2 separate regions of the Mus musculus genome follow, and region 1 is linked to region 2. A link is a loop called in an ENCODE intact Hi-C map of the cell type or tissue named here. Cell type or tissue: left cerebral cortex. All regions are shown on one strand. Links, peaks and the distances in the headings refer to the core of each region. The heading gives the core; the rest is flanking DNA.

Region 1 (15,781 bases), core at 2,742-10,741, 64 kb after region 2:
CCCTGGCTGTCCTGGAACTCACTTTGTAGACCAGGCTGGCCTTGAACTCAGAAATCGGCCTGCCACTGCCTCCCAAGTGCTGGGATTAAAGGCGTGTACCGCCACCACCTGGCTTACTTTCAATAGTTGTAAAGAAATGAAAACTATATTCTGTGTGGGCTAGAAGAACATTTAAAAGACAGTAAGTAGATTTGGTGGCATATAATTTTATCAACTGTCTATGTCATTTCTGACTTATCTTTGTGATAAATACCTATCATAGGATCCTGTGTGCATATGAACAATGCTGGAAACTAGAAAGCAAGACAGAAACACATTTATACCTCTTCTGTTTAGCATGTCAACTCAGACCTGTAATCACAGCACTGAGGAGGTGGAGTTTGGAGGATGCCTGAGTTGCTGGATGCCGTGGGCTACAGAGAGACCCAACCCCCATGCCCCAAATAAAACAAAACAAAAATCTGTGCATGTCAGCCTACATCTGTAATCTCAGTATTTGGGCGGTAGAAGCAAGAGGATCAGGAGTTCAGAGTCACTGTGAATAGACAGTGCCAGCTAGCCTGAGCTACATGAGACCTTATCTCAAAAGAAACAAACAACAAAACAAAATCAATGCCAAACGAAACCCTAACATACTGTTTTCAATATGCAGTAACTATTCAACATCTTCAAATATGTTTTTTTTTAAATCTTCCCTCTTTCCTTATGACTTCTAACTACATATATATTGGTGTTCAAGGGTGTGGATTTGGTAGTTAACAAGGATATGAACATGAGGATGAATTTGACACAGTATTCATGCTTGCTGACCCTGAACCAGATGCAAGTGTAGACACTGGTCATGCACAGTGTCTGCTGACCTGACCTGCCTTATCACACACATTATGAATTGTTTCATAAACACTGCAGCTTGCTTTGCTCCTATCTCCATATTTGTATAGACACTGGCACAGATTTGTAGAACTTAAGGAAAACAGCATAAGCAGTGTGCTCACCGGGCCTTGGAAGCTATTTATTCTTACTTCAAGGCTATCTCAGAATGCTTGCAGTTTCCTTCAAGGCCCTGGTTTGAAAAGAAAGCCTTCTGTAAGTTTTTACTTGCTAAAGATGGGGTCAGCTTTTGCATTTAGTTAATTTTATTTTTGGTACCTTTTTTAAAATTTAATAACTTCATATAGAAAGAATGAAATGTCCATGAAAGATCAGTATCAAAGGAATGATTTAATATATCGATGAGCTAAGACTACTGGGGAGAAATTACAGATGGGAGTGTGGCTTTTCAGTGAACCCAAACTCCTCAGTCAAAAGATTTATGGTGAAGTTCAATCCATGTATGCTCTCTTAGGTGTGTTTTCCAACCAGACTCCTTACATACACAAAAACCCCAACAATTCCTGGCTAAAATAGAGCATTCTATTTTCCTAGATATTTCCAAGATAGCCACTAGAATGTTTTTACTTCAAAAGCCCATATAAAAATTAAAAAATTTAAAAATAAAACCAATTCATTTTATTTCAATTATATGTATGTATGTGTGGGTGTGTGCCTGCGTGTGTGGGTGTGTGTCTGTTCATAGGCTCAAGAGTGCCTGCAGAGGTCAGAGACATGAGGCCCTCTCAAGGTGGAGTTATAGTCCATCGGGTGTCAACCTATGTGGATGCTGGGAATTGCATTGGTTCTCTAGAAGAGCAGTAAGTGAGTTATCTTTCCAACTCATAAATTCTCTATTTATTTACTCACTTGTTTATAGACAGCGTCTCACTATGTATTCATGGCTAGACTGGAATACTAAATGTAGACCAGGCTGGCCTTGAACTCACGTAGGTTCCTTTGCCTCTGACTCCTGAGTGCATCAACGTGTCTTGCAGATTTCCAAGTTTCTGAGACAGGGTCTCATGTTTCCAGGACTGGCTTGGAACTCCCAATCATCCTGCCTCTACCTCTCAGGTACAGGCACTACAAGCCTGGCTCAAATTGTTAGAGTTTTAAAATACATTTTAATTATATCCACTTTGGCAAAACAAAGTATATCAAAGGTAACTATATTTTTTTATTAGAAGTGTAGAATTATTTCATTCAGAGGAAAAAGTGTATGTTTTATGTTTTACAGAGGAGAACTGCCTTATATTGTGACCAGTGAAAAATAGTAAAACAGTCAAGGGTCAAGTTGTTGGGAGGGAGATGGGACTACAGCTGTGAAATCCTGCGGTGGGCTGGCCAGAGCTCCAGGAGCCCAGGATATGATTCTCAATTGTATTTTACATTGGGCTTTGAATGGCTAGGGGAACACCGTCATGGGAATCTTACCCTAGTTGATTTCTTTTTTTTTTTTTTTTCCATTTTTTATTAGGTATTTAGCTCATTTACATTTCCAATGCTATACCAAAAGTCCCCCTTACCCACCCACCCCCACTCCCCTACCCACCCACTCCCCCCCTTTGGCCCTGGCGTTCCCCTGTACCGGGGCACACAAAGTCTGCGTGTCCAATGGGCCTCTCTTTCCAGTGATGGCCGACTAGGCCATCTTTTGATACATATGCAGCTAGAGTCAAGAGCTCAGGGGTACTGGTTAGTTCATAATGTTGTTCCACCTATAGGGTTGAAGATCCCTTTAGCTCACCCCATAATCAGCTTCCAAATGCTGACACCATTGCATACACTAGCAAGATTTTACTGAAAGGACCCAGATGTAGCTGTCTCTTGTGAGACTATGCCGGGGCCTAGCAAACACAGAAGTGGATGCTCACAGTCAGCTAATGGATGGATCCTAGTTGATTTCTATTGTTTTTTGTATTGCTCATTTCTCTTTTTAAAAAGGGAACTCTGGGAGAATTTATGTGTACGATCTTCAAACAGTGAAAAACACGGTTCTATACGAGACACTTCAATCAAGCAACCGCTCAGGGCTAAATCATGCACTCTTATTTAGCATCACAGTTTCGAAGTGGAAACGGGCCCAGGGAACTGGTTGTTGTACCCAAGGCCACGAGGCTAAGATAGAGGCGCCGTCACAGGATTTAAATCCAGATCTGTCCGACGATGGAAGCAATGTTCTTTCCAGGGCAGCCTTGTAACAACAAGTCGGTTTTGTCTCGAGTCTTTGTTTTGCTCTTCACTGCTGTAATCTTTTTATTTCCTGTTATGGCTGAATTGTTCGTTATGAAGTTTTCCATATACCATCGACCCCCCAACTTCATTCTCCTGTGTCTATGTGGAGGAGGGGTGGAGGGGTGAGGGGCTGCACTGGAGGTGCTTTAGGAAGAAGGACATTTTATGAGCAGTGCTGCATGCTCTGCTGACGTGTATGTGAGCGTGTGTGTGTGTGTGTGTGTGTGTGTGTGTGTGTGTGTATTGCCAAGTGGGTGTTTCAGAGGTCAGAGAACAATTTGTGGAAGCCATTTCTCTCCATCTATCATGTAGTTACTGGAGATGAAACTAAGGTTTTCAGACTTGCCAGCAGGTGCTTTTATCCATTGATCTATAGTCTTTAAAAATATGTAAATCACCTTTAAAATAGTATAGTGGAACTGGACACAGCAGCATGTGTCCATGTAATTCTAGAATTTAGGAGGCTGAGGAGAACGGATAGTAGATTTGAGGCTAACTTGGGCTACATAATGAGACCTTGTCTCTAAATAAATAAACGAAGCTAGGCGTGGTGCGACATGTCTCTAATCTCAGCAGTTGGAGGATTACCACAAATTCAAGGGCAGCCTGGTCTACACAGTGAGTCCTAGGCCAGTCAGTGAGGGTTATACCCTGAGACACTGTCAATAACAAAAACCAAAAGTAAATCTTATTTTATTCTTACAGCAATGTGAGAAAAAAAAACCCCTATTTTTCCCATAACTTTTTATCTTTTTTGAATATTGTGTTGTATTCATGTGTAAATGATCAAAATTATATATGGATTTCTGCATTTTGACCTGGTTGGATATGGCTGCTGAATAGAGATTAATTTTACTTCTACAATTTCAAAGCAGAAATTAAAAATAAAAATTAAATGACAATGACAATTTTATTGTTTTAGTGCTAAGGATGAAATCCAGACTTTCAACATCCTCAGCAAAATGTGTCCAACTGCAGAGAAAAACAAAAAAACCCAAAAAACCAAAAAACAAAAACGTGAACTTAAGAACATGGTTGGCTCAGTTATTTGTGGGTTCTTTGTGATCTGGCCCTCATTAGGTAACAGATTATATAAGTGATCACGGCATTTGGAGTTTAAATAAGATGCTGCACACAACAGTAATTTCAGCACAGATTTGGAGAGGGAAGACAGGATGCTATAGGTCATTTAACTTAGTGCTTTATTTGTGCAGATGCTTCTGTTTTAAGTGGCAGAACCAAAGAAAGGATGACGCTCTTTAAACTTGTCTTTGGCAGGATTATAATAGACCAATATGCCATGTGGCAAGTCTTGGCATGATGAGATTAGTTTTTGGACGAGTACCTGCAAAATGCTTTTTTTTCTTCCTTCCTTCCCTTCTTTCTTCCCTCTTCCTTCCCTTCTCTTCTCTTCTCTTCTCTTCTCTTCTCTTCTCTTCTCTTCTCTTCTCTTCTCTTCTCTTCTCTTCTCTCCTTGTTTTTGTTAAATTTTATTTTATTGAAAATAGATTTGTCTTTCATATAATATATTACTACCATAGTTTACCTTCTCTTCATTCTTCCCAGCTCCCCTATATACACTCCCCCCACCACAAACACACACAGACACACACACACCCCTCCCCTCTCCCACAGATACACTTCTCTGTTTCCTTTCAAAAGGAGCAGGCCTCCAAGAGACAACTCTCAAGCAGGACAAACAGGATACGAGGCAAAAACCCTCATGTTCAGGCTGGAGAAGGCAATCTAATAGGAGGGAAAGAGCCCCAAGCACAGGCCAGAGTCAGAGACTTACCTGCTTCCACTGTTAGGAGTCCCTTAAGGACACCAAATGAACAGCCATAACATGCATGCAGAGATAAGATATTCAGACTCTCAACTGTCTTCTCTTGCTCCCATGGTTTAGGAAAGGCATTTAAATGAAGGAGAATTTGTATCTAGAAAATGCTTTGCTTTATTTTCTGAAATTTCTGACTGTTGAAAATGCTTTGTGATGGCTACTATACTTGGGAAGAAATGATTACTGAGTTTTTAAGTGTTATTTTTTCTCCAGATAAACATGTGTAATACATGTGCATTCACTGTCAGGGAGGATTGCGCTACACATGGCAACCAAAGTGAGTTCATTATCACCAGGGTTAACATTACCATGGGCTTACAAGCGACATCAATGGCCAGGAAGCTGAAGATACAGAACATTTGCCTGTTGAAAAAGTGGGTGTAATTTTCTTAGATGAAAATCCTATTTACTATTTATTTGACCTACCATCAGCATATCTCTGGTCATCTAAAAATATTCTACATAAATTTATTTCACTTGGGCTGACATTTAAAAATACCAAATGTGTGAGATGAAACACACCAAACCTTGTACTAAGAGGCTGGCCCAATTCACTTCCTGGTGGAGGCTCTGGCTCTTTTCCTTTGCATTCACCTTTGGCAAATGACCCATGGATTCTACAGTAAGAATAATATCCACAAGGTAAAGCATCATTTATAGATTCTGTGAGTAGGCTGATTCACTGACATGGAAAGAAAATGGAGATGGGAATGCGTTTTCCCTTTTGTAGCTCAGACAAGCAGGCGGCAGGTTGGAATTCTTAGTCTCCTCATCTCCCTCCAGAGGCCTCCTTCACCACCATGTTGTGATACATTAAGTGCTGGGTTCCTCATATCCTGGCTCTGTTTTGAGCTAGCATTTTCTTTCTTTTCTTTCTTTCTTTGTTTCTTTCTTTGTTTCTTTGTTTCTTTGTTTCTTTGTTTGTTTGTTTGTTTCTTTCTTTCTTTCTTTCTTTCTTCCTTCCTTCCTTCCTTCCTTCCTTCCTTCCTTCCTTCCTTCCTTCCTTCCTTCCTCTCTTTCTCTCTCTCTCTTTCTTTGCTTGTTTCTTTTTTGTTTGTTTCTTGTTTTTTTCTCTCTTTCTCCCTCCCTCCCTCCCTCCCTCCCTCCCTCCCTCCCTCCCTCCCTTCCCCCCTCTCTTTCTTTCTTCCTTTCTTCCTTCCTTCCTTCCTTCCTTCCTTCCTTCCTTTCTTTCTTTCTTTCTTTCTTTCTTTCTTTCTTTCTTTCTTTCTTTCTTTCTTTCTTTCTTTCTTTCTTTCTATTCTCTGATTCTTGTTGGTACACATACTGGCAGTTTAAACATGAACACACATTATTGGAACAATTCTCAACCATTTAGAACTTTTTTCCAAGCAAGTTGAGCCACCTGAATTTAGAAATGTAAACTCCCATCAGGACCTGTGAACGTCTCTGTACTTCAGCAGCCCATCCAAATCACACACAGGCTTGATAGAGCACAGATCACAGGTCAGGTTAGGTCACATATGGTGTATTAGCAAGGACTGTCATATTCCTTTGTCTCCCAGTTCAACCTTGCAGAAGTTCCCTTCATAAAATGACATTAAGGCCCCAAATTAGACTCTATGCTAAACATAGGCAAAGAAAACAAAATGCTTTTAGATCCGAGATTTTCTTTCAATTTATAGACACCTACTACTGCCTTGCTGGTTTTCAAGAAAGAGCTGTTCATCACACCTGGTCTATTAAGCAACAATTAATTACGGTGGGGGGGGGCGGGACTGGGGGCACAAACAACTTTTGGTTAAGTCATGACGGCACTCGTTATTTTTGTCTGCCCAAATTTTCATCCTTGTGAATTTCCTCATTAGTCAAGCATTCTCATTAGCCTGGTATGTGTTACACAGTCCTCAGGCCCCTCCTGGTGGGTGTCCACAGATGATGTAATTTCTCCACTAAAGTAACATGCTGTGTCTAGAAATACACAGTGGCCTCTTTTTAGCAAGCTTTGTTTTTCTAAGAAATTTTAGGAAGTACAGCAGTGTCTTCACCTGGGTCACAGCATGGTACTTCAATCCCTTTTAGCAAAAGAAGCCACACTGGAGATGTTTCCTCTGCAGCTCATTCTTGCTTTCAATGGTACAGTAATTAAAAAAAACTGGTGTAGAGCAAGAGTTACTTCAAAGTTTTTATAATATTTCACCTATATCTATATATCTATGTGTGTGTGTGTATAAATGCATCTATTGTGTGTGTATGTGTGCACACACACACAGGCTTTTACACATTCTAACGTGCACATGGAGATCAAAACACAACTTAGGGTAGTCTACTGTCTCATTCAACCATGTGCGTCTCTGGGATCAAACTCAGGTTGTCAGGTGTGGCAGCAGATGCCCTACTTGTTAAGCTACCTCACCAGCCCAGGGACTGCTTTTAATACCCTGAAATTCAATGATGGGCTGACAATCCTAATTATTTTAGAGGGAATTTTTGTCATCAAATGTAAAAGTATTTGATAATTGGTTACCTTTTAAGCCTTATCTAGGAAGTTATTTTTCTTTTTGTTTTGGCATTATAGAAGTTGGGCAGTCTTCTTACTACTCATAGGCTCACAAGCACACACACACACACACACACACACACACACACACCCCACTTGCTTGTGTTTTTAGACATGGTTAAATAAATACCTACCATGCTTCAGGCACTGTACCTGGTGTTGGTGCTCAAATAGTCATACATGTTAAGTCTGTGCCCAGGAGGCCCTCACTATTTAGTTGAGGAGAGGACCTTTCTCAAGTTCATGGTAAAGTAGTCACTGAATTCTTGAAAAGAGGCGAAGGCAGAGTGCTGTATGAAATGGAAAGCCATGGTAACAAGCACTCACAGAAGGACTCCAAAGCCTGAACAATACCATCAGAAAGAAGCCTGGGGGTATATTTCAATTGCTAGAATGCGTGGCTAGGATGCCTGAAGCCTAGGATTCAGTCCCCAGCATAGTATAAATCAGGTCTGGTGGCACACACCTGTAATCCCAGTATTCAAGAGTGGAGGGCGGAGAATCAGAGATTCAAGGCCGTCTTATGTTCCTTATGAATTTGAGGCTAACCGGAGCTACTTGAGACACTAAGAACAACAACAACCACATCAACACAAAAGAACAACAACAACACAAAAGAACAACAACAACAATACCCCCAAATCCTAATTACAACAACAGAGGACTCTCGGCTATGTAATAAGCAACTATAAGTGAATTTCAAATGCCTCAAAAATGCTAAAGGAATGTGAGGAAAATGTTTCCCCAAAGGAGATTGAAAGATGGTTGAGAAAGCCTTACATGGTGCATGTATCAGGTTGAAGTCTGGACTTAGTTTGCAGGAGATGGGAGAAATAACTTGTGAGCAAGTTTGCTTCTTTGTTTTGGAATATCAGTTTGAAAACTGCTTATAAAATTAGGAACAATGATCTCGTAAATTGGGGTTTGTGATGGAATGCAGGGAGTGCTGCCTTCCTCTGTTATGTTTCTGGCAATGCTTGTCTATTCCCATAGCATCACAATTCTGCAGCACTCATCATGGGATTTTGTTATAAAGAAACGTTTCGGGCGTGATTCCGTCGTGCGCGTCTGTTCTGTGGAACAGGAGGCAGTTGTTTTCTGTCCGGCTTCTCCCACACCGAAGTGCGCGCCTCCACCTCATGGAAGACTCGATGGATATGTACATGAGTCCTCTTAGGCCTCAGAACTACCTTTTCGGCTGTGAACTAAAGGCTGACAAAGACTATCACTTTAAAGTGGATAATGATGAAAATGAGCACCAGTTGTCATTAAGAACGGTCAGTTTAGGAGCAGGGGCAAAAGATGAGTTACATCGTAGAGGCAGAAGCAATGAACTATGAAGGCAGTCCAATTAAAGTAACACTGGCAACTTTGAAAATGTCTGTACAACCAACAGTTTCCCTTGGGGGCTTTGAAATTACACCACCTGTGGTCTTACGGTTGAAGTGTGGTTCAGGGCCTGTGCACATTAGTGGACAGCATCTAGTAGCTGTAGAGGAAGATGCAGAGTCTGAAGATGAAGATGAGGAGGACGTAAAACTCTTAGGCATGTCTGGAAAGCGATCTGCTCCTGGAAGTGGTAACAAGGTTCCACAGAAAAAAGTAAAACTTGATGAAGATGATGAGGACGATGATGAGGATGATGAAGAAGAAGAAGAAGATGATTTTGATGAAGAGGAAACTGAAGAAAAGGTCCCAGTGAAGAAATCTGTACGAGATACCCCAGCCAAAAATGCACAAAAATCAAACCTAAATGGAAAAGACTTAAAACCGTCAACACCTAGATCAAAGGGTCAAGAGTCCTTCAAAAAACAGGAAAAGACTCCTAAAACACCAAAAGGACCTAGTTGTGTAGAAGACATTAAGGCAAAAATGCAAGCAAGTATAGAAAAAGCGCATTGAACATTCCTGGGCACTACTGGTAAATTAAGCCCAAAGATGGGGAAAGAGGAAAAGGAGAAACAAATATAGTACCATCAACAATCCAGACATCTCAATCCCCTTTCCTGATTGGCCATCCATCCCCCCTTGCAGGCTGGAAGCAATCTTGTTTTTCCTAAAGCACTTTTCTTTTACTCTTGTGATGCAGAACTTTACTTCTCTACCACTTGTGCATATGCCTCATTTCTTTGACCATGTTTTAACCTATGTATCCTTAGCTGCTCTCAATAAATTTTTAAATGAATCAAAAAAAAAAAAAAAAAAGAAACCTTTCCTGGTGATGGGTACCACAGACACACACACAGACACAGACACAGACACACACACAGACACAGACACAGACGCACACGAGCGGGCACACACACACACACACACACACACACACACACACACACACAGAGCTGAGCCTGGGAGCTGACATGGACAGTATACCCTTCTATACTTCCTCAAAAGCAAATTTTAATTTCCACGTCCCATTTAAATTGGAACAATAGATGATAGTTGTTATAAATGTATTGTTATAAACAAAATTGCCAAGTAAGTAGATTTTAAGTAGCCTCATCACCACAAAAAGTGATATGAGTATAAAATAATGCATAGGTTATATGTATTATGCACACTGTATGTGCATTAAGTACACATTATATGCATTATGCATATATTATATGCATAATGTTAACTTGATTTAGCCACCTACTACTGCATATATATGTAGATATAACATATATCCAACATACACATATGACATGTACATATATAACACATATATTACATACATATATGATAAGATGACATATACAAAGAACACATACATTTTTGTTAACCAAAAAATGAAGACCAACTTGGCAAAAATATAAATGGAAAATAAGTTGAACATTTGTCCATCTTTTTCATAATGTTCCTAAAACCATATATCTTTCTACTATCATTCTATAAATGGTTTTCCCCTCATGTGTAGCTTAAAAGAATTATGCAACCTTTAAAAACAATCCTGGAAAAATATGACTAGGTTTGTTACATTGGTGATTTTTAAAATTAATTAATCAATTAAAAAAATGAACAGTCATAGCTGTGAATAACACATCCGCAAAGTATATTCACTCACTGTAGCTGGAAATCTGACCGTTCTGAAGGCTGGAATTACTTGGGAGTGGCCAGTCTAGTGTGTCATGGAGTAGATAACCTCACTGTTTCCCTTAAAATCTGCTCCACCCAAAATGCCAAACTGCTTCTAATATGTTCAAATGAAGCCTGCTTTTGTAATAATTGCTAAAATCAGTGAATGAGGGCACATTGCAAAATTCACAGGAACTGTCTGGTTCTCAATGAAATGAGTCGTTTGTGGCAAACAGCTAGGCAGACATCACCCCATGCTTCCATTAGCAAGAGCTGTCAGGAATTCTGGGGATTGTTGTAGATTCTCATGGGGACCTAACTGCTTTAGAGCCAGAAATATTTCCCTTTGTTTCTTCATACTTAGAATTTGCAGGTGACTGTGGTATTGGATCCAAATGTCTCCCTGGAGCATAGAAATGTTTTCATATGAAATACTAACACCAAAAATAGAGAAGGTTTTTTTTTTTTTTTTTTTTTTGGTGCTTTTAACTGCTGAAAATTATAACATTTGAGAGGGAAAAGTGAATTAAATTGCTATGTTAGTTAAACTTTCCCTGTGCCCTAGAAATGTGTTATATTTACCCTGCAAGAAGTCTGTGTTTACGTTTCTTTAAATGAATTTAGAACACAGTGTTACTTTTCTCATCCTTTATATCACTGTGCATCAAGTATTTCTTCCTATGTTATTCAAGAGAAGTATTTCCTATAATAACTAGGATGCTTATTCTGCCCCAGCAGTGGCAGCCTCTCTCTCTTTTTTGGCTGCTGTCTGACAGGGTCTTTCCTCGGGTGTCCTCAGCTTGTGTTCCTTGTGACTCAATTTCCCAAGTGCTGGAAGTGTAGGTGTGAGCCAGCAAGCTCTGCTACTGACCACTGTTCAAAATGTTTCCTTTAAACATCTTTATTTTTTTTTTCTTTTAAAGCCCCTTCCCTCCCTCCTTCTCTTTCTTCTGCAGCATTGGGAATCAGATGTACTGTGATCCTCTGCATATTAAGCAAGCACTCTGTCTCTAACTGCATGACCAGCTCTCCTTTTGAATCCCACTAAGTTGTTCAGAATGCCAATGAACTTACTCTGTAGTGAAAGAAACCTTTGGACTTGGTGATCCTCCTGTCTCAGCACCCCATGTAGCTGGTATTTAATTTCCTATATCTCAATCATGACAAGATTATGATGGGAAATTTGTTTATCATCACCACTTTGGACATATTTACTCTTTTTTTTTAAATTTCTTAATTAGGATACATTCCTCTGTCTCTACTGAATAAACACTTGCAACATTGTCAACAAAGATTTCCAGTAAGTCTTAGCAATACTGTCTACACATAAACTCCACCTTTAATGGGTACACATGCCTGTGGAAATGGTAAGAGAGGCCTAAGAGACAATCACACTGAGAATTGGACATTCTCATACATAATGAAATCATGAGCTCAAGAAGTTGGCACAGAAAGTCTTGACTTCTTACGTTAATTGTACATTCTCTAAAATTTTCACTGTTCAAGGAGCACATTTCTCCTAAGATGAAATCCATAGCTTGGCAAGGAGATTAAAGTGAGCTGTGAAGAAACAAATTGGCTAAAATAGTTTATACTGCAGTCAAACAACATATATTTGGCTCAGATAGTCAATCAGATGATGCTCAGGGCAAAGCACTATCTTCCTTCTATTTAGCATCTCTATGGGAAAGAAGTTTGGACTTTATAGGAAACAAACTTGAGATGTAAAGAGCCAAAGATTTGCATATTGCGTGATTCATTTTCTCTGGGTAAATCCAGCCAAGTTGTGACCATGTCTGGAGGCACGTATGATCTGCAGTCCTAGTGGCTTAGCTTGTTTCAGACAGAGCTGACTCAGGGAAGCATATGGAACAGAGCTAGGATGGATTGTAGCACATTTGTTTTTACACACACTAAGGGCTATTATAGTGTGTTATTAAGGAAATTAACAGGCACAATAAAACAAAGAAATAAACGGTCAGAATGCCAACAACTTAAGTGCTCATTGTCAGAATTTCAAACAGAATCAAAATGCTGTTTCATGAAAACATTCTTCAGAGTTTTTATTGGATTTGGTTCTGACATAAACCAATCTTTGATGCTTATTAAAACTTAATTTAAGCTATTTTAAAAGCCAGCATTTTAATGAAAAACATTTCTTTTAGGTAATCTCATGCAAAAGATCTATGATTTAAAATAGAGACCATGTTGCACATTAGCTTGCCTAGGAACCAGAGGTAATCGTATTTGGGGAATTTTGTACGTAGAAGACAACATATGATAGGCTATAACTTTGTTTCAACAAAGGATCAGAATATCCCTATACTTTTGGTAGCCTGTACCACAAACAGTTAGGAGAAGCCCAAGTGAAAGATTTGCTAGATTTGCTACCACCTGCTTCGATGAAAGGTCACTGAAAGTTAGTTTGATATCCCACCCCCATTCTCAGGTTAAAAAAAAATCTATTGTGTGGCACCTCATCTAGTTATTTGCTTCCTGTCTGTCTTTAATTAATTCACCAGGAAGTCATACTACTGAATGCTGATAACAGCTTGGATATTTTGTTTTAATTTTTTTCTTAGTTGGATGTGAGCTTTGGAGGGTTATGAAACCTTGAACTCATTTGTTTCTTCTGACTGTCTTAAACACTCTTTTCTTCTCTGGTCAGAGATGTATGCTGAAAGCCGAATTGTTTCCCTTTTACATTCTTAAAATCCTGAATGTTTCCAGGGCTAGTGATGTTGCTAACATTGGCTAACTGGATCTAGCCTTGGCTAACTAGATAGACATTCCTAGGTATGAAGTAGCCTCTTCAGATTCAATTTCATCTCTTTCCTTACTGTGGAAGTTTCTAAAATTACACTTTGTTTTCTCTTATGTGGTTTCCTGGGTGACGCTCTTCCACGTGTCACGTTATCCACACTGAGCCACTTGCCTTTGAATCCACTTTCCCTTGTTTATTTTTACCTTTTAATAATGTATGTCCTTCGATTGTGGAAAAAGATTGTGGAAAAAAAAATTAGGTCTTAAAAAAAATGAATTTCAAGTCCTCCCTGCTGTAACTATTTCTGTATTAGTTGTTTCTTCATCTTTCATTTCTGAACCTCATTCTTTCCTACGGTCTGTCACATCCGTTCTGGTTTTTCTAATTTAAGTCAGAATGTTGGATTTCAAGTCACATTATTTTCTTAATATCTTTATTATTTTGAAATATAAACTCATGGTTTTCATATAGCTTGTGAGCATAAATTTTCTTTTCCTTTTTTTTTTCCTGATTAGCATGGGGTGTGGGAATGTGGAGGGGGGCTGGAGGAGGGTGAGTAGTTGTGTGTTTATTCTTTCCTTCCTGGCTCTTTTTTGTTAGATTTGTATGAGACCTCATCTTCATCATTGCAGGGTTAATCGGTGCCCGCTCCTCTCCTCTCCTTACCAACGTGGAGCTTTGCAATGTGACTTCACTCAGAAGCAATACCTTTATAAATGTAGTTAGGTTGTAATTCCAAACACTTCCACAATTTCTTGGCTTCTTGAGGTGCAAATGTAAAGTTTTCAGAAGAAATGTCAAGTCTTTTCTGCTCCTGTAATAAAATACCATGGCCAAAGGCAACTTTAAGGAAGAGGGAGTTATTTTGACTGGTGATTCCAGAGAAATAATGGTCCGCCATGATAGGACGGAGGCGTGGCAGCAAGCAGCAAGGCTTGAGTAGAGCCAGAAGCTGTGAAAGCACACTTTTAGCCGCACATTGGAAGCCTGCCTGCCTCAGGTATTGTACTTCCCCACAGGATAATTTGGAAAGCTGTATCACCCTCTCCAAACAGCACCACTAGAGTGGTTTGCTTGAAAAATGGCTTCCATAGTCTCATATGTTTTAGCGTTTGGTTCTCAGTAATGGATTGTTTAGGAAGGCTTAGGAGGTCTGGTATTCTTGGAGGAGGGATATCACTGTGGGTGGGCTTTGAGGTTTCAAAGTCTACCCCAGGCCTACCTAGTCTTGTTCCTCTGTCTCAGATTTGTGGATAAGAGAGTAAGCTCCCAGCTACTGCTCCAGTGCTATGTCTGCCTACCTGCTACCGGGTTTCCCGGACTCATTCTTAGAAACTGAGAACACGCCCCCAGTTAAATACTTTCTTTTAGAACTTGCCTTGGTCATGATGTCTCTTCACAGCAATCCAACAGTAACTACGACTACTACCAATGGGAAGCCATTGCTTAAATACAGGAGCCTACGGGAGACATTTCTCTTTCAAGCCACTGTAACAAGCAATACAAGTTAGAATGTCATTGGCCAAGGAGATGGCTCAAAAGGAAGGTGCTTGCTGATAAACTGAACCGACTTGAGCCTGATCCAAAGAAATAAGTGACTCTGGCAGTGTCTATATTAGGGTTTTTATTGCTGTGATGAAAACACCATAACCAAAAAGCAAGTTGGGGAGGGATGGGTTTATTTGGCTTATACGTCCAGGTCATAGTTTATCACTGGACACAGTCAGAACAGGAACTCAAGCAGGGCAGGAACCTGGAGGCAGGAGCTGATGGAGAGATGCTGCTTACTGCCTTGTTTCACATGGCTTGCTCAGCCCGTTTTCTCGTAGAATCCAAGACCCACCAGCCCAGTGATACAGCACCACCTACAAATGGGCTGGGCCCTCCCTACTGATCACTAATTGGGAAAATGCCTTACAACTGGATCTTATGGAGGCATTTCCTCAGCTGAGGCTCCTTTTTCTCTGATGACTCGAGCTTGTGTCAAGCTGACAGAAAAAACCAGCCAGTAGAAGTAGCAAGTTCTCCTCTGACCTCCACATGTATTCCATGCCACTTGTGCATTTGTGGTACACACACACACACACACACACACACACACACAATGTTTTAAAATATGAAACTGTGACTTCTGCTAAATGAACAGATTTTAGCAGCTCTTGCCATAAATCAATAAAATAAAATAAACCCCAAAACCATGTTGGGTGAAAAGATGGCTCGGTGGAAAAGGTCACTGACTTGTTCCCCCCCCCTCCCCCCCGCGATCTGGGGTGCAATTCTCATCACCTCGTGGCAGCCTACAACTGTCTGTAACTACAGTCCCAGGGGGAGTCTGAAGCCCTCTTTTGGCAGTGCATGAACGAACATGTGGACAAAACACCCACAAATAGGAGGGAAGCGGCAGTTGCAGGAGCGGCCAACGGGGTGGGGGTGGGGGTGGGGGGGTTTGTGGCAAGCGGTTGGAGAAGAACTTCCAGCAGCACAGACGATTCGA
Region 2 (15,781 bases), core at 3,927-11,926:
ATTTAAAAAATGACAGTAAGCTGGGCAGTGGTGGCGCACGCTTTAATCCCAGCACTTGGGAGGCAGAGGCAGGTGGATTTCTGAGTTCGAGGCCAGCCTGGTCTACAGTAAGTTCCAGGACTGCCAGGGCTATACAGAGAAACCCTGTCTCAAAAACCAAAAACAACAACAACAAAAAGAGATAGTAAATAAATAAAATCAGCCTACAAGCAGGATGACCTAACAAATAGAAATATGAGCATTCCAGCTGACTTTGAGTTATTTGCCCGTGTTTTTCCTAGTGAGGGTTACTTTAAACTACATACCTCTTTGCAAACTCTCACGGAAACAATAAGTATTTTGAACTGTTGTCCCCCGGCCCCCTACCAAAAGGCTTGCTGATGACCTTCAGCTAGGGCATCAGAGATGATCAAGAGTTAGTACAGAAACGGTTGCCTGTATTTTTCAATAATAGTAAATTCTTTGAATGTAGTATTTTTAAGGTAGCAAGTTTCACACTGATAACATCAGAATAAGACATTTTGTTGCCTAACGTACATCACCAAAACTGGGCAGACACAGACCAAATGGTTAGCTTCTAATAAAGGTTCATATTTTTCATATAATAAATACTTCTATAAAGATTTTCTGGGAAGAAATACCCATGGATTACTGCAGGCAAGCCCCATAATAATAGAGGCAAAATGCTGTCTCCTAGAAGCTCTGCCCCTGACTGTAAAATCAGATAGGTTGAGAGCGAGCTGCAACATATCCACCAAAGTTATAATTAACGTTAACTTGAGAAAGAGTCGTGGCTCCGCTTAATGTTGGATTCCGTTTGATCTTAATTGAAAGGAGGCACCAGTTACAGGAAACAGACCCTTCATTGAAAAGGCCTTGTAATATGTTTAGAATTTCCCAAGAAACAAAAGGGATCTTGAGAGAGAGTGGAGACAGTTGGAAGGGAAGTTAAGCCCCTAACGCTTCCCAGCAGTGAAGCTCTCTGTCTTGCTTCGGATGCCTTTGCTCTGGCCTTTATCCTCCCAACCACGAGAGACTCCAGAAGTTTAACTCTCTGTTCCCTCGCCTTTCTTTTCATTAGCTCGGTTATCTCTGTCATAGACCACCCACTTGTGAGGTTTTATTGCCCCCCACTCTTTCCCTTTTCCTTTCTCCCCTCTTTCTCTTTCTCATAAATTAGCTTGTGCTGGCCTTGAGTAGTTCATCATCCTCCTGCCTCATACTTCTTAACACATTTGTTAGAGTTTGGCTTTTTCAAAGAAAGTAGTGAGGGGGAAAAAAAAGCAATGACTTTAGAACAGTAAGAAATAAAAACAAAAACCCGAAGAAAACAAGCTCATCAAATGTTCGATTCCCTGGCACTTAGTGCAATGTAGACGCGAGCTTTGGGTCTTGCAGCACACGGTTTGACAGGTGTGGCAGAGGCTGGACAGAGCCACACAGGTTTCTGAAGGAGAGAGGACTACTCATAGACTCTCCATGTTTGACTGTGGTTTTAAATGCTGAATGGGGATTTGCCAGATTAAGAGAAAGCGAGGTACTAGTAGCACAGGGAACCAGTTTGAGCAAGAGAATGCATGTGAGGACGAGCAAGCATTTTAAGAGCTGGGCATAAAAACTATTACGGAGTGGAGGTGACGCACAGTGCAGTGGAAAGACTGCTGGTGAAAGGCACTCGATTTGCATGCTAACCTACTTGGACTGTCTTCAGCAGTCTGGAGAGCAAGGGATTGCTAGGTAAAAGGGGCACGGCTCTGAAGCATGAGTTGGCAGAAAAAGGCAAGGTGTTAGAAATTAGGACTCCCCAGAGAGAGTTCTGTCCGGGCTGGGGAGCGGTGGTAAGGTTAGGTGCAGAGAGTAGGAGATAGAGAGGAACGCACCGCACATGCCAGTGCCTGCAGGAAGATGGAATGAGCCTGGGCCACAAGCTTACAGGTTTGTCAGCTCTCCTCAGCCTCTTTCTCGGTCTCCCTGTTTTCTATTTAGCCAGAGATTTCTCTACAAGGGCATAATTGCTGCTCAGCTCGCTATAAACCGAGCACTTGGTAGGTGGAGGTGGGAGAGTCCAAAGTTCAAGGTTGTCTTCCGCTACAGGCGGCTGTGAGATAGGAGGCATTATGTGGAAAACAAGTAAACAATGGAACACACAAAAGGACACAATTGCTTAAGGACAGCAGTTATAGTCCAAGCCATCACTTCTATTTACTCTGCTACATTTGTTTTTATTTTCTCTATGTTTCTTCTTCTTCTTCTTCTTCTTCTTCTTCTTCTTCTTCTTCTTCTTCTTCTTCTTCTTCTTCTTCTTCTTCTTCTTCTCCTTCTCCTTCTCCTTCTCCTTCTCCTTCTCCTTCTCCTTCTCCTTCTCCTCCTCCTTCTTCTTCTTTTTTTGTTTCTTTTTTCTTTCCTTAAAAAAGAATTTTGTAAGCCGGGCATGGTGGCGCACGCCTTTAATCCCAGCACTCCGGAGGCAGAGGCAGGCGGATTTCTGAGTTCGAGGCCAGCCTGGTCTACAAAGTGAGTGCCAGGACAGCCAGGGCTACACAGAGAAACCCTTTCTCGTTTCTCGAAAAACCAAAAAAAAAAAAAAAAAAAAAAAAAAAAAGAATTTTGTGTGTATGTTTGTGCAAATGTATATGATGTCATATGCATGTGGAAGCCAGAAAGTAACATCTCTACTTTCTCCCTCTCCCTCTCCTCACCTTGAAGCCCCACCCCCTACCTCCCACCCATCGATTTTTGAGACAGTGTTTCTTTGTGTTCCTGGATATTCTGGAATGCTTTCCTCTCTCTGTAGACTAGGCTGGCCTCGAACTCACAGAGATGCCCCTGTCTCTTCCTCCTGAGTGCAAGGACCAGAGGTGTGCCTGGGCCTGGTAAGACAATGATCCTCAAGAGTGAATTTTCACCTTCTACCTTGGTGAGGTCGGCTCTTCCTTGTTTCTATGGAGCTGAATACTCCAGGCTAACTGTCCTGTGGACCTCCCGCTGATTTTGTATTTCTCTCCAGCCATCTCTCAGTAGGAGGGCTGAGAGTACAGATACATCCAGCTCTTTAGTGGATTCTGGAGGCTGAACTCGGCTGGCAAGTCCTGGGTGGACGCACAGACATTTTCAGCTAATGAGTCATTCCTTAGCCCCTCCTCCCATACACATTGAAAACAAGTTTCAAACAGTAGCTTTTCTTGATGCAGTATTCCTGTAAGTGCCAAGGGGTAATGGCACACTCCTGTAATTCTAGCCCTCGAAGGGCATAGCAGGAGGATTAGAAATGTATGGCCCCCTTAAACTCCACATTGAGTTTGAGTCCTGCCTGGTTTACATGAGATTTGTCTCAAAAAGCAAAGCAAACAAAACAACAGCAACAATAACGACAAAACCAAACCAAAAGAATTCTCTTATGTAAGTCCCAAGATAAAGGAAATTCTTATCTCCCATTTCTATATATTTACCAAACTCATAAGATTTAATGTTGCACACATTCCCTGTTACATTTCTCAATAGCTCCAGTGATGTATGTGTGTAAGCATGCATACCAATTTTATTTGTTAGTCTACCTATCTATCTATGGTTAGTTGAGATAAGGTCTTTTTATTTAGTTCTGGCTGAGAACTAGCTATGTAGACCACCAGGCTGGCCATAAATCCATGGAGATCCTCCTGCCTCTTTCTGGCTAGTGCTGGGATCAAAGGAGTATGCCTGCCTCAAACCCTTTGAAGGCTCAATCATTTGCTTGTCAACTCCTTTAGCATCTTTACATTTGATGTAGCACCTCATCTTGTTAGATAGCGCTGTCATTTTATAGCGTTTATCATGTTCAGTTTGGTTGTCTGGTAGAAGATCCTGTTTTGCTTTTTCTTATTGTTTCTGTCATGGTGAGATTTTTGGTAAATCTTCCTGATGGTGCCGTGTACTGCCCACTGAATCTTTCCAAGGACCCAAAATACGAGCTTCTCCCATTATTGGTATGGGTGACAGGAAGTCTGATCACTTGTTTAAAGTGGTGTATTCCAGATTACCCCATTGTCAAGTTGCCATTTCCTTTTGCAGTTGTTAAGCAATCTGTGGGATGACAGTATTTTAAACATGTCTCTAGTGTGCCCCAAGAATCCTCCACCCTATACATTTAGCCATCCTTGAATGACCACACCATGACTTGGTTCATTGTTTTATTTATTTTGCTAGTTGAGACAAGGTCTCACACAATTAGCACTGTCCTCAAACTCATTATGTAGGCAAAGATAATTTTGAACTTTTGATCCTTCTGTGTCTTCCCGCTACATGATGCCTGGCTTGCCATGTTTTTAAAATTAAAAAATTGTTCACAAATATCTGAATTTCAAAACTCTTATTGAGAATTGGATAATTTAATATCACTAGAGCCAGGTTTCTAAACTGAATAACCGCTAGCACTGAAGCAACGATCACTCCCTTAAAAAAACAAGCCTGTGACTTCCTTTTTTTTTTCTTTCATTGAAAATAGATTATTTGCATACAGTATATTCTGATTTTGGTTTCCCTTCCCTCAGCTCCTCCCAGGACCTCCCCATCTCTCCACCCATTCTAACTCACATCCATTTTGTTTGTTAGAACACAGGTAGGTATCTAAAATAAAATATAATAAAATGGAAACAGGCAAGTCAGAATAGGACCAAAGAACCAAACAAGAAAAAAGAAAAAAATATACATAAGAAAAAGAAAAAAAGCACAAGAAACACACACAAATACAGAGACACACACACACAGGAATATCATAAAAACAAAACTGGAAGTCATTTTGTGTGTGCAGTTGTGTGTATGTGCAAAAAACCTATAAGGGGGGGAACCCCCAAACCAAAAACCAACCAACCAAACAAACAAACAAAAAAACCCACCGCTGAAACAACATCATTAGACAAAAACTCTCTAAAGATGTCCCTAAGTTTGTTTTCTATTGGCTGTCTACTGCTAGGAACAGGGCCGGCCCTTAAGAGTGGTTTCGCAGAGAAAACCAATTTTTTACTTGCAAGTGGTTATCAAATGGAGATGGCTTCTGGGTTAGGGACCCATCTACTTCTCTCAGCTCTAGGACTCTGTCTGATGCAGACTGGTACAGGCCCTGTACATACTGCCTCAGTCTCTGTGAGTTCATATATGCTGGTCTGGTTGTGTCTAGAAGGCCTTGATTTTTTGTTTTGTTTTGTTTTGTTTTGTTTTGTTTTGTTTTGTTTTGTTTTGTTTTTCAAGACAGGGTTTCTCTGTATAGCCCTAACTGTCCTGGAACTCAGTTTGTAGACCAGGCTGGCCTCGAACTGAGAAATCCGCCTGCCTCTGCCTCCCGAGTGCTGGGATTAAAAGCGTGTGCCACCACGCCAAGCTTATATTTTTTGATGGTAGGTCTTAAAGAAAGGCTTTGTGTCTGCTAGGCAGTATCTCTATCACTGGGCACACCAGAAATCATTATTTTAGACTTAATTCCTTTACCAGGCTCTAATAGGTTGGGATGGACACCAAATGGACTGGGATCCTTGCTCTAAATTTGCTGAGTAACGGTAAAGTCCCCACCAAAAGGACAAGAAGTAACGGAAGGCAAAGGCTGCATTTGAAACCTGCAGCCCTTCACACTTTGATTGGCTGCTCTCACTGGGTCAGTGCTGAGTAAAGAGAGAGATCTTGCTGGTGAAGTTTTCATCCCCTCTGACAAAAGAACCACGGGGACTTCCGTCTTTGCTAGGACCCTTTCCTCCTCAGAGCTAGGCAACCTGGAAGGTTAGCTTGCATGACTTTCCCTCTGTTCTTTGTCTAAAAAGAGAAATGGGGGGAGGGGGGTCTGTGGTTGGGAGTGGGGAGAAAAAGTCCTTTGTGCCCAAATTTGTCATCAGAATTAAACTGATCTGAACTTCCGAGGAATCAGGATTAAAAAGAAAGTCAAATTTCTCAAGCATGTGTGCTTCAGTTATACAATGCTGTTTGTTCCCTTTGCTGATTCCTGCCAAAGACAAGGCAACCAATGCGTGCTAATAGAGCAGGTGTTTATTCTACTGTTCTGTCTTCTTCTCCTCCACCTTACAAAGCCAGTGGCTTTCTCATGACCAATTTGCCTTTCTGTTTTGCTGGAGAGACAAAGTCTCTTGTAGCCCGGGTTGGTGTTTAACTCATCTTCTGAAGAGGCTGGCCTTGAGTTCTTGATTCTCCTCTCTTCCCTCAATGCTGAAATCGGTCTTTTTCCACTATAAGTCAATTTGCTTTTCTCCTTCCTTCCTTCCTTCCTTCCTTCCTTCCTTCCTTCCTTCCTTCCTTCCTTCCTTCTTTTATTAGCAGAGTAGCATAGTAAAATATTAGCACACATTAAGACTATTCTCTTGACTAGCATGAACACCTGATTCTGTGGTCTCTGCCTGCTGGGGCTGTGTGGTTTGAGACCAGCCTGGGCTTTGTGGGAAAATCTTATTTCAAAAGGAGGTTGGAGACACAGTTTAGTACTGCTCTGTCAGAGGACTGAGTTTAATTCCCAGCACCCATCGGAAGGTCACAAGCACCTGAATCTAGAGGTCCAGAGGGATCTAATGCCACATACATCAATACATATCAATAACATTCATGTGTTATTAACATATCAATAATATATTATAATATTAGTAACATTTGTTAACACCTAATTAAAATTGAAATAAATAAATCTTAGGGTGTGGTAGTATATGATTTTAATCCCAACACTCTGGAGGCAGTGGCAGGAAATCTTTGTGAAATTGAGTCCAGTTTGAGGTCAGCCTGTCCTACAGAGTGAGTTCAAGAACAGCCAGAACTACATATCAGGACCTTGATTCACAAAACCCCAAACTAACAAACAAACAAAAATAAAGATAAAAGTCAGGTGTGAGCCGGGCGTGGTGGCACACGCCTTTAATCCCAGCACTTGGAAGGCAGAGGCAGGCGGATTTCTCAATTCGAGGCCAGCCTGGTCTACAGAGTGAGTTCCAGGACAGCCAGGGCTACACAGAGAAACCCTGTCTCGAGAAAAAAAAAAAACAAAAAACAACCAACCAAACAAACAAACAAAAGTCAGGAATGATGGTTCATGCCTGAACTAACTATGTTTGGGAGGTAGAGGCTGGACCATCAGAAGTTCATGGGTAACCTGAGCTACTTGAGACCCTATCTCCAATACAAGAGTGGGGGCTGGGGATAACTTGGTGGTGAAGAGTGCCTGCCGCTCCTCTAGAGGACCCAGGCTTGATTCCCAGCATCTGAGTGTCAGTTCACAGCTGGATGCACTTCCAGTCCCAGAGCATCCAGCGCCTCTTTGGATACCAATCAAGCATGTGGTGTACATACATATGTATAGATAGAACACTCATACACATAGAATAAGATAAATTATTTTTTTAAAAGGATGACAAAACAAAAGAAGGTAAAGACTCCTGCTCCCAAGCCTGAGGGATTGTTACATCCCCAGAACCCACAGGGTGAGAGAGGAGAACTGACTGCACTTTTTTAAAAGTAAATAAAAATCGAATTAAAGGCTGGGTGTGGTGGCCCATGCCTTTCATCCCAGCAGAGACAGGTGGATCTCAATGTTCAAGGTCAGTCTGGTCTACAAAGTGAATTCCAAGAAAGCCAGGATGCACAGAAAAAAAAAACAAAAAACAAACAAACAAAAAAACAAAACCCTGTCTCAAAAACAAAAACAAAACAAACAAGCAAAACCTAATTAAAAACAAAACAACAACATTCCAAGGGTCTAACATGGTGGTTGTAATTGTTACAACACTGTCTGCATTTATTTAGAATAAAAATGACTAGCTTATCATCCATCTTTTGTTCCCTGGATGTAGCACCCATTAAATACCCAGTAAATGTGTTGGATGAATAAATAAGGGAGTGAATCATAAGAATGAGGTACCTGAGGAGGAAAATGCTCGCCAGCCAAACAATGGAACCTCTATGGAGAAGAAAGAGGAGGAGGAGGAGGAGGAGGAGGAGGAGGAGGAGGAGGAGGAGGAGGAGGAGGAGAGGAAGTAAAGGTTGCTGAGTTCTGTTGACTAGGTGGTGATGAGCAGTGGAGAAAGCGGTCACCTTGGGAGAATTCTGCGAATGAAGGCAGGGCTGCGAATGAAGGCAGGGAGGTGGCAAGAGACTCCGTGAAGGAGAGATTGTCTGACAGTGAGGGTGGCATCAAAGGGCCAGGACTGGGCAACTCATGGTGACAAACAGAGGAGAGGAGCAGCTGCCTCTCTGGGGCTGTAGCACAGGCTAAGGAAGGAGAGAGGAAAATAAGAGTTGGGAGGGCTTGTTCCCAGTTCAGACAGAGCGAATGCATGTGGAAGGTTGCTCTGCAGGCGTTTCGCTCGGTTGTCTGGGGTTGCGATTAACATGCTCGGTGGATCCAAACATTCCAGGGGAAATAGCGGCAGCCTGCAGTAATTTGAAAGTCTGCCTTTAGGCTGTAACTTGAAACTGCGTTTCGGTGGTTTGAGACAGTCTGCAGCTGGCCTGGGAGGCAGACCCCAGAAAAAACAGGAGCTGGTAGTAGGCGCGGACTCTGGCTAGTCTGGGTTAGCCTGAAGAGATGACCCACCGGAATCAGGACACGAAAGGTTCACATCAGACGTTAAAGAGCATTTCTGAATCATCAGGACCCCGAAGGAGTCCCAGAAACAGCCAGTCTAACAAGCAAACCAGGTACCACACGTAGAACACGTTGATTTACGTTTGAGAAGATGCCCTTCTCAGGATGGCGAAGCCCTGCTTCAGTAGCTACTTCTGGATAAGACAAAGCTACAGCGGCTAAGCTCAGCTGTGATTGATAGCCATATTCCTTCCAAGTGTTTGCACTTGAAAGCTGTAGTGTTCTGATGCGAAGGATAACTTTAATCCTTGGCCACATTTTCATATAACTATCAAGATATTATATTATTCCCTGACTAGTATTACATTTTACCCGTTAGAGGGAATTGTGCAGGGAAGTTAATCACCAACAAGGAACATTCCCTTGTTATCAACAGGAGGAGATTCCTTCCAGGGCGTGTGAGGGTGTGTGTGTGTATACATTCTTCATTTTGCCTTCCTTCAGGATTTTGCTGTTCTCGAAGAGCAAATGATTTTGATTTAACGTCGGCGATGTGAGAGTCACCCAAAAATTATTTAGGGAGCTATCTAGGCTCATTTTAAGATTTTATACACTCTTTCCAGACCTCAGGTCAGTTTGCTCAGCTGTCACTCAGAACCTGCTCCTTAGAGAGCAAGTGTGCAAGTTGTACTGGGGCCTAATAAGAGAACACCTGTCTTCAGAGACTCAGATCCTAGAATAGGAGACCAAGAGGTTAAAAAATAACTGGGCCTGGGGGCTCATGTCTGTTACCCTAGCAGCAGCTCTGTGGCTGGTCTCAGCTTAGTTTCTAGTCTATAAGGTAAGAACTATTCCTGTGCAGGTCCTTTAGTGTTTAGTGAAATAACGTTCATACAGTTCATAGCAGATTGGCGTTTAATATTCAGTGAGAGCAAGACACCCTCATTTAAATATTGTTTATTAAAGAGAGGCCCTTCAGAGACGCCTTTCAATTTTAATTCTCTCTCTCTCTCTCTCTCTCTCTCTCTCCACTTATATACTTATCATATAGCTATCATCTCTCATTCTATTTATTGTGTGTATGGGGAGGAGGGGATGCCATGGGGTCAGAGAACAGCCTGAAGGAATTGGTTCTCTCCCACCATCTGAGTCTTGGGGATTGAATTCAGGTCCTTGGCTAATGTGTAAGGGAAGCAAATGCCCTTAGCCACTGAACCATCTCACTGTCCCAAGATACCCCTATTGAAGGCATTCTCATATTCATATCCTACGGCAAAACTACAGGAGCACAGTGCTCAGTAGCCTGATACTTTTAATGTATGTTTTTTTTTCTCTTAAAGCATTATATAGCTGTACTAATTACTCTTCCTTGTTCTGATAAATTACTTGATAGAAGCAACTTAAGGAATGAGATGATTATTTTGCCTCAGTTTCCATTGGGCACCGTAGGTAAGGCACATGGAAGTTTGTGGCAGCAGGAGCATGAGGCAGAGAGGCTCATCACTTCTGGATGTATTGGGAGACAGGGCTAATAGCCTACCTTTAATAACACGCATACATCCACTTGCTAGGCTCTGTATCGCAAAGATTTTCAAACTTCCCAAAACAATGTGATGAGCTGGGGACCAAGTATTCCAACCAAGAGTGCAAAGGGCACATTTTTGCTTCCTACTAGAACAGTAGCTAATGGTGGCTTAGCACATATACAGAATATGTTCTTTCATCTTCTAAATGGATATTAAGGTTATACATTTTGTGTATTCTTTTTTTCTTTTGGTAGCTCAGCTCTTTTAATGAGTAGAATTTATAATTTGCATAAGGGAGTTTACTTTTGGGGATATAAAAGGCATTTTTTTCCCCTACCAGGAATAGAGAGTCTCTTGAGAGGTGGCTTGTTCTGGTATAGCGACATTGACCAGCCGTGTTTATTTAAAATACCTGGCAGATTTCCTTGAACTTCTCTTCTTGAATAGACACAGGAGACATAACATACAAATGGTTTGTTTTGAAACTCCGTCTCTCTACATCCGTTAAAATAAAGGTTCTGGATAAGAAAATTCCCTAGTTCTTTTATTTACTTATTTTTATGAGACAGGTTCTTATTGTGCAGTCTGGGGTGGTGAGGAATTCACAGAGATCTTCCTGCCACTGTCAGCTTGCTTGCTGAGGTTAAAGTTGTGCTGTGATTAATTTGTGGGCCACTGTGGCTCCTTGTTCTTTTGTGAGACAGGGTCTCATTTAGCCCACCCAGGTTGACCAGGAACTGGCTGAGGCTTACCTTGAATTCCTGGTCCCCTTCCAACTAGGATTGTAGGCAGACCTGTGTACTACCACTCTGGTTTTAATTTTTATTTTTTGATGCAGGGGCAGATCCAGGATCTCCTGCATGCTAGCCTAGAATTTGAACAACAGCTGCTAACATTCTTAATCAAAAATTTCCTTAGTTCCTTCTGAGGTTTTTGTTTTAAAACATTCCTCCTTTAATAATGTTCCATTAGATCATCATTTTCTTAGGTTTTCAACCAAAGAGTGATATGTGTGTAAAGTCATGTTGATTTCCATGTGGCTTCATTATGAAGTGATGTTTATTTAGATATTTCTGAGCCCAACAGAAGCCAGAAAACACTGGAGAATAGGCAGTTCATTAAAGATCGCCAAGGTTCTGTTTCTCAGAACAACACAACCTCGAACCATAGCTATGAGATACTTGGTGAGCTCAAAATGACCAAGTCACTCCTGTGTAGGACATTCTGTGCTTCATAAAATGTGTCTCTGCAGAGCTTCAGAAACAATGAACCATCTCAACCATGACCTCTTCCACTGCCTGGAGGCAAAACGAGTCAATGGATGGAACAGGGCCTCATTAAAAATTGATGGTGAAAGATGAACGAGTGACTTAAGCATGGGAGAGTTTGGAAAATGTAAAGCCAACAGGCACTGGAGGAGAAGAACTAGCACCTACAAAGCTGACTTCATCAGTCCCCGAAGGTCTTGTCAATTACGTGAGACCATTTTTTTTTTTTTTTTTGGACAGGGTTTCTCTGTGTAGCCCTGGCTGTCCTGGAACTCACTCTGTAGACCAGGCTCGCCTCGAACTCAGAAATCCACCTGCCTCTGCCTCCCAAGTGCACCACCACGCCCGGCTGAGACCATTTTTAATAAGCAGCGTAATCTCCTCCATGTATGAAGGATCTCCTCAGTGTTCAGGAAAGGTTAGGGAATTGGAGAATTTAATAAAAATAATTAGAACAAATATTTCAGTAGGTCAATAGGGCTGTTTGAAATCCTTCCTAAATATAAGCATTCCACCATATACAGTGATGGAAATAAATAAAACATAGGGGGCTGGGAACAAGTCTCAGTGACTGAGAGTGTTTGCTCTGAAAGTGAGAGGTCCTGGGTTTGAATCTGTCTTAGTCAGGGTTTCTATCCCTGCACAAACACCATGACCAAGAAGCAAACTGGGGAGGAAAGGGTTTATTCAGCTTACATTTCCACATTGCTGTTGATCACCAAGGAAGTCAAGACTGGAACTCAAGCAGGTCAGGAAGCAGGAGCTGATGCAGAGGCCATGGAGGGATGTTCTTTACTGGCTTGCTTCCCCTGGCTTGCTCAGCCTGCTCTCTTATAGAACCAAGACTACCAGCCCAGAGATGGCACCACCCACAAGGGCCTTTCTCCCTTGATCACTAATTGAGGAAATGCCTTACAGCTGGATCTCATGGAGGCACTTCCCCAATTGAAGCTCCTTTCTTTTTGATAACTCCAGCCTGTGTCAAGTTGACACAAAACTAGTCAGTACAGAATCCCTATGCCTACACACAAGAAAAACTGGGCATGGCTGCTTGTGCCCATAGCCCCTGTACTGAGAAAGGAGGGTGTACAGATTCTAAAAGCTAGCTATCCAGGCAGCCTACCAAAAAGGGCAAATTTCTGTTTGGTAGGAGACTTTGTCTCAAACGTAAAGCAGGAGAGCAACAGAAGAAAATAAACTCCCACTCTGGCCTCCACGTGTGTGCACATAGCTAAAAAAATGCACTCAGATGCACACACAACATACATAAAGCACATGCCACACACACACAAACACACAAATAAGAAAATAAATAAAATATAGGTCTGGGATATAGCTCAGTGGTGGAACACTGACTAGAAATGTAAAGTCTTGGGTAGGACCTCCAGAAAAAAAAAAAAATCTTAACAAAATGAATCAACCTACAAACAAACCCAAATATAACCCATGAAATAACTAGAGACAGTAGCCACTGTGACCTGTCTGTATTGTTCTAAAAATGAGTTAGTCTTTAATAATATCTACAGTCACAGTGACACTGAAGCAAACAGGTACATTCATTTGGTCTATTTTTGAAAAGCAATGTTGTAACAGCTTTCAAAATATTAAACTATTTTGTTATGACACACTAGTGTTTCTCCCGTGGAGGCTAAGTAAGACAGAGTAATTTTAGTCCTCAGCAAAGATGAATTTGAAGTTCAAATTCAACGTTTCAGTGAGATAATATTGTATCTTTGGGTTTGCTCAGTGGAGGAATAGGTCATGAAATGCTTACTGACTGATCAAAGAGCTTTCATTATGGTGGGGATTAACTAAGTAGACATTTAGAAGTATGTGTGTCACCACTGTGTGTGAGTGTGTGTACTTGCTACTCCTTGTGAGGGTCAGAGGACAAGTAGAGGAGTCAGTTTTCTTTTTCCACTGTGCGTGCTGAGGGGTCAAACCCATGCCATTAGCTTTGGCCGCAAGACCATTCACCCACCAAGCCATGTTGCTGGCCTGCAGTAGATGTATCAATGAGACAAATAGTTTGGATCCTTAAGAAACCACGTGCGACTGAGGCAGCGCAGAGAATCTCTTCCTCTGGTTTATGTTCCTTTTTCCTGGACCCCATTCAATGGAAATTTATTGAGTAGATAAATCTGCTTCTAAAACTGTAGGTAAGAGAAAAAGAGAGAGATAATGTAAAAATTAAAACGTCATTAATCTGGTTTTAAGAGCAAAAGGAAATGGACACTTGGCTGAAGATTAAGAAGAAGTCAGGGGAGAAATTTTCAGCAGTTACAGATTTAGCCAGAAGTCCTGGCTGGATGAGGGCTGTAAACAATTTGTACTTTTAAGTTCTCCAAATTCTGTCACATTCATTAATCATATTTTACAATTAAAGCGGTGCCAAAGTCACGCCCTTGAAAGGTTTTCTAGGCTTTTCTCCTTTTTCTCTTCTTCTTCCTAATGATTTAAATTTTACTTTTGCACCTTTTGAGGTTTCTGCCTTCTGTTTCCTTTCTCTATCTCTTCCTTTTGGCTCACAGCTCAAAGGGATGGAAGCACGCTACTCGAATGGAAGCACGCTGCTCCACATTTAATTTATTGCGTCACGAAAAAAAATCTTATCAAACCTTTTCAGGCTGAGTTGGGAGGACCGCCAGAAGTTTCCTTTCTGTAGCAATTTCCAGGCCAGTCAGAGACCTTGTCCCTAAAAACAGTTACAAACGCCTCAAACAAACCCCAAGGACCACTGCACAAGGAACGTGGGCTGAATGTTCGAGGAAACCACAGCCGTTATTTCCCATCCTCCTCCTCCTGTTTTTCCTACGTTTTCCAGCCACCTTTAGTCGTCTGCACTCCAGTCCTTGCCTCCGCCCAACCCCCCCCCCCCCAAAAAAAAAAAAACCAACCCCGCCTCAGTTTGGCTTACCTTCTTCACATAACTTTAACTTCATTGCAAGTCAGAAAAGTTGAAAATGTTTTCAGCTCCTCCTAAGTGGCAGAACACTTCTTCAGGATCCTCTTTATGTGTCTCTTATCACATTCCGGGCCCAAAGTTCACATCATTCTGTAGATGGGCTTTAGATTGGGATTAAAGAACATTAAAAAAAAACAAAAAACCCAAAACCCAAAAACCAACCAACCAAAAACAAACAAACAAACAAACAAAAATACAAAAAAAAAAAAACCTATAGAAAAAAGTATAATTCCTGATGATTTGAGTGAAGAAGTCCTTGAAATAAGGAAAATTCACTCTGACCATAGAACCTTGCATTGTTATTTAATAGAAGATGAAAAAAAATTAGGGACCAAGAAACGTAAGATTTGCTTTTACTTCTACGTGGTTGCTTGTGTGTACGCACGTGCGTGAGCTGGTCAGTCTGGTCACTGAATACTTTACAGAGCTGGTGTTACAGGCATTTGCAGGGAGGGTTTCTTCCTTCTTTCCTCCCTTCTTCTCTCTTCCCCTTCTTCTCTTCTTCCTTCCTTCCTTCCCTCTCCCTACTCCTCTTCCTCCTTTCGTTGAGACAAGGTCTCATTGTGTAAGCACAGGTACCTTGGAACTAACAGTGTAGACCAGATTGACTTTAAACTCCCAGAGATCTCTCTGCCCCTCTTGGCCTCCTGAGTGCTGAGAGTAAAGGTCTACACCACCATGCTTGGCTAATCCTTTTCTTTTTAAGGCAGAGATTCCTGTAGTAGCCAGTGACACCCTTGAAGTCGGGATCCTCAAACCTCCATGTTCCAAGTGCTGCACTTACAGGCGTGTGACATCTTGCTGAGCTTAAAACCTTGAGGGTAAGTTTTGAGGGTATGTGGACGATGCACTTTATTAAGAAATTTCCTATCTTGGAAGACCTGAAGCTAGTTTAAAATTTCAATGTTCTAACACCAAGAAGTAAGAAGGAAAACATTGCCTTATTTACAGAGCAGGATAGTTCACCTCATAGGATATATGTGGATAAAATTATGTCACAGTATATTTTTTTTTCTATTGTGACAGAGTCTGTATATATTGCCAAAGTGGCCCTCAGATGCTTGGCACTCTCACTTCAGCTTCTGGAGTAGCTAGGAATAATAGTAGTAGAGGGCACAGCCAAGCTTGCCTCTGAGAGAGATAATAGCTATTCACAAAGACCGGCCATTTTGAGGGCATACTTGTGTAGAGATATTTAATGTGTAAATTATCAATAGCTGTACAAACTGAAAAAAGATACTCCATGCATATTAGAATGTGCCTTTAACCCCAGCACTTGTAAAGCAGAGGCAGGGGAATCCCTGTGAATGTAAGACCAGCTTGGCCCAACATAGTGAAGTTTAGGCTAGTGGATGCTATATAGCGAGATCCTGTCTCAAGAAATCAAAATAAACCAGGCAGTGGTGCCACATACCTTTAACTCCAGCACTTAAGAGGCAGAGGCAGGCTAATCTCTGGGTTGGAGGCCAGCCTGCTC

Evidence for each region. Peaks named below come from ENCODE experiments on the same cell type or tissue, not always from the same donor. Only the 100,000 strongest peaks of a DNase experiment are listed, where the experiment ranks them.
Region 1: it touches region 2 in a loop (7-fold over the local background); 2 of 42 quality-filtered maps call a loop at or near these places.

Annotation. Positions count from the first base shown.
Region 1 is chr10:56,488,736-56,504,516 of GRCm38, forward strand. It overlaps the pseudogene Gm9118. Among named protein-coding and RNA genes, the nearest start is that of Gm36595, 65 kb to the left of the region's middle. In left cerebral cortex, for the core only: no CTCF peak of the experiment used is centred there; no DNase peak of the experiment used is centred there.
Region 2 is chr10:56,423,526-56,439,306 of GRCm38, forward strand. It overlaps Gm36595 (predicted gene, 36595), which reads left to right and starts at 8,456. Exons shown (of 5, transcript NR_152769.1): 1 at 8,456-8,658; 2 at 15,011-15,125. In left cerebral cortex, for the core only: no CTCF peak of the experiment used is centred there; a DNase peak (open chromatin) is centred at 8,303; H3K4me3 peaks cover 456 bases.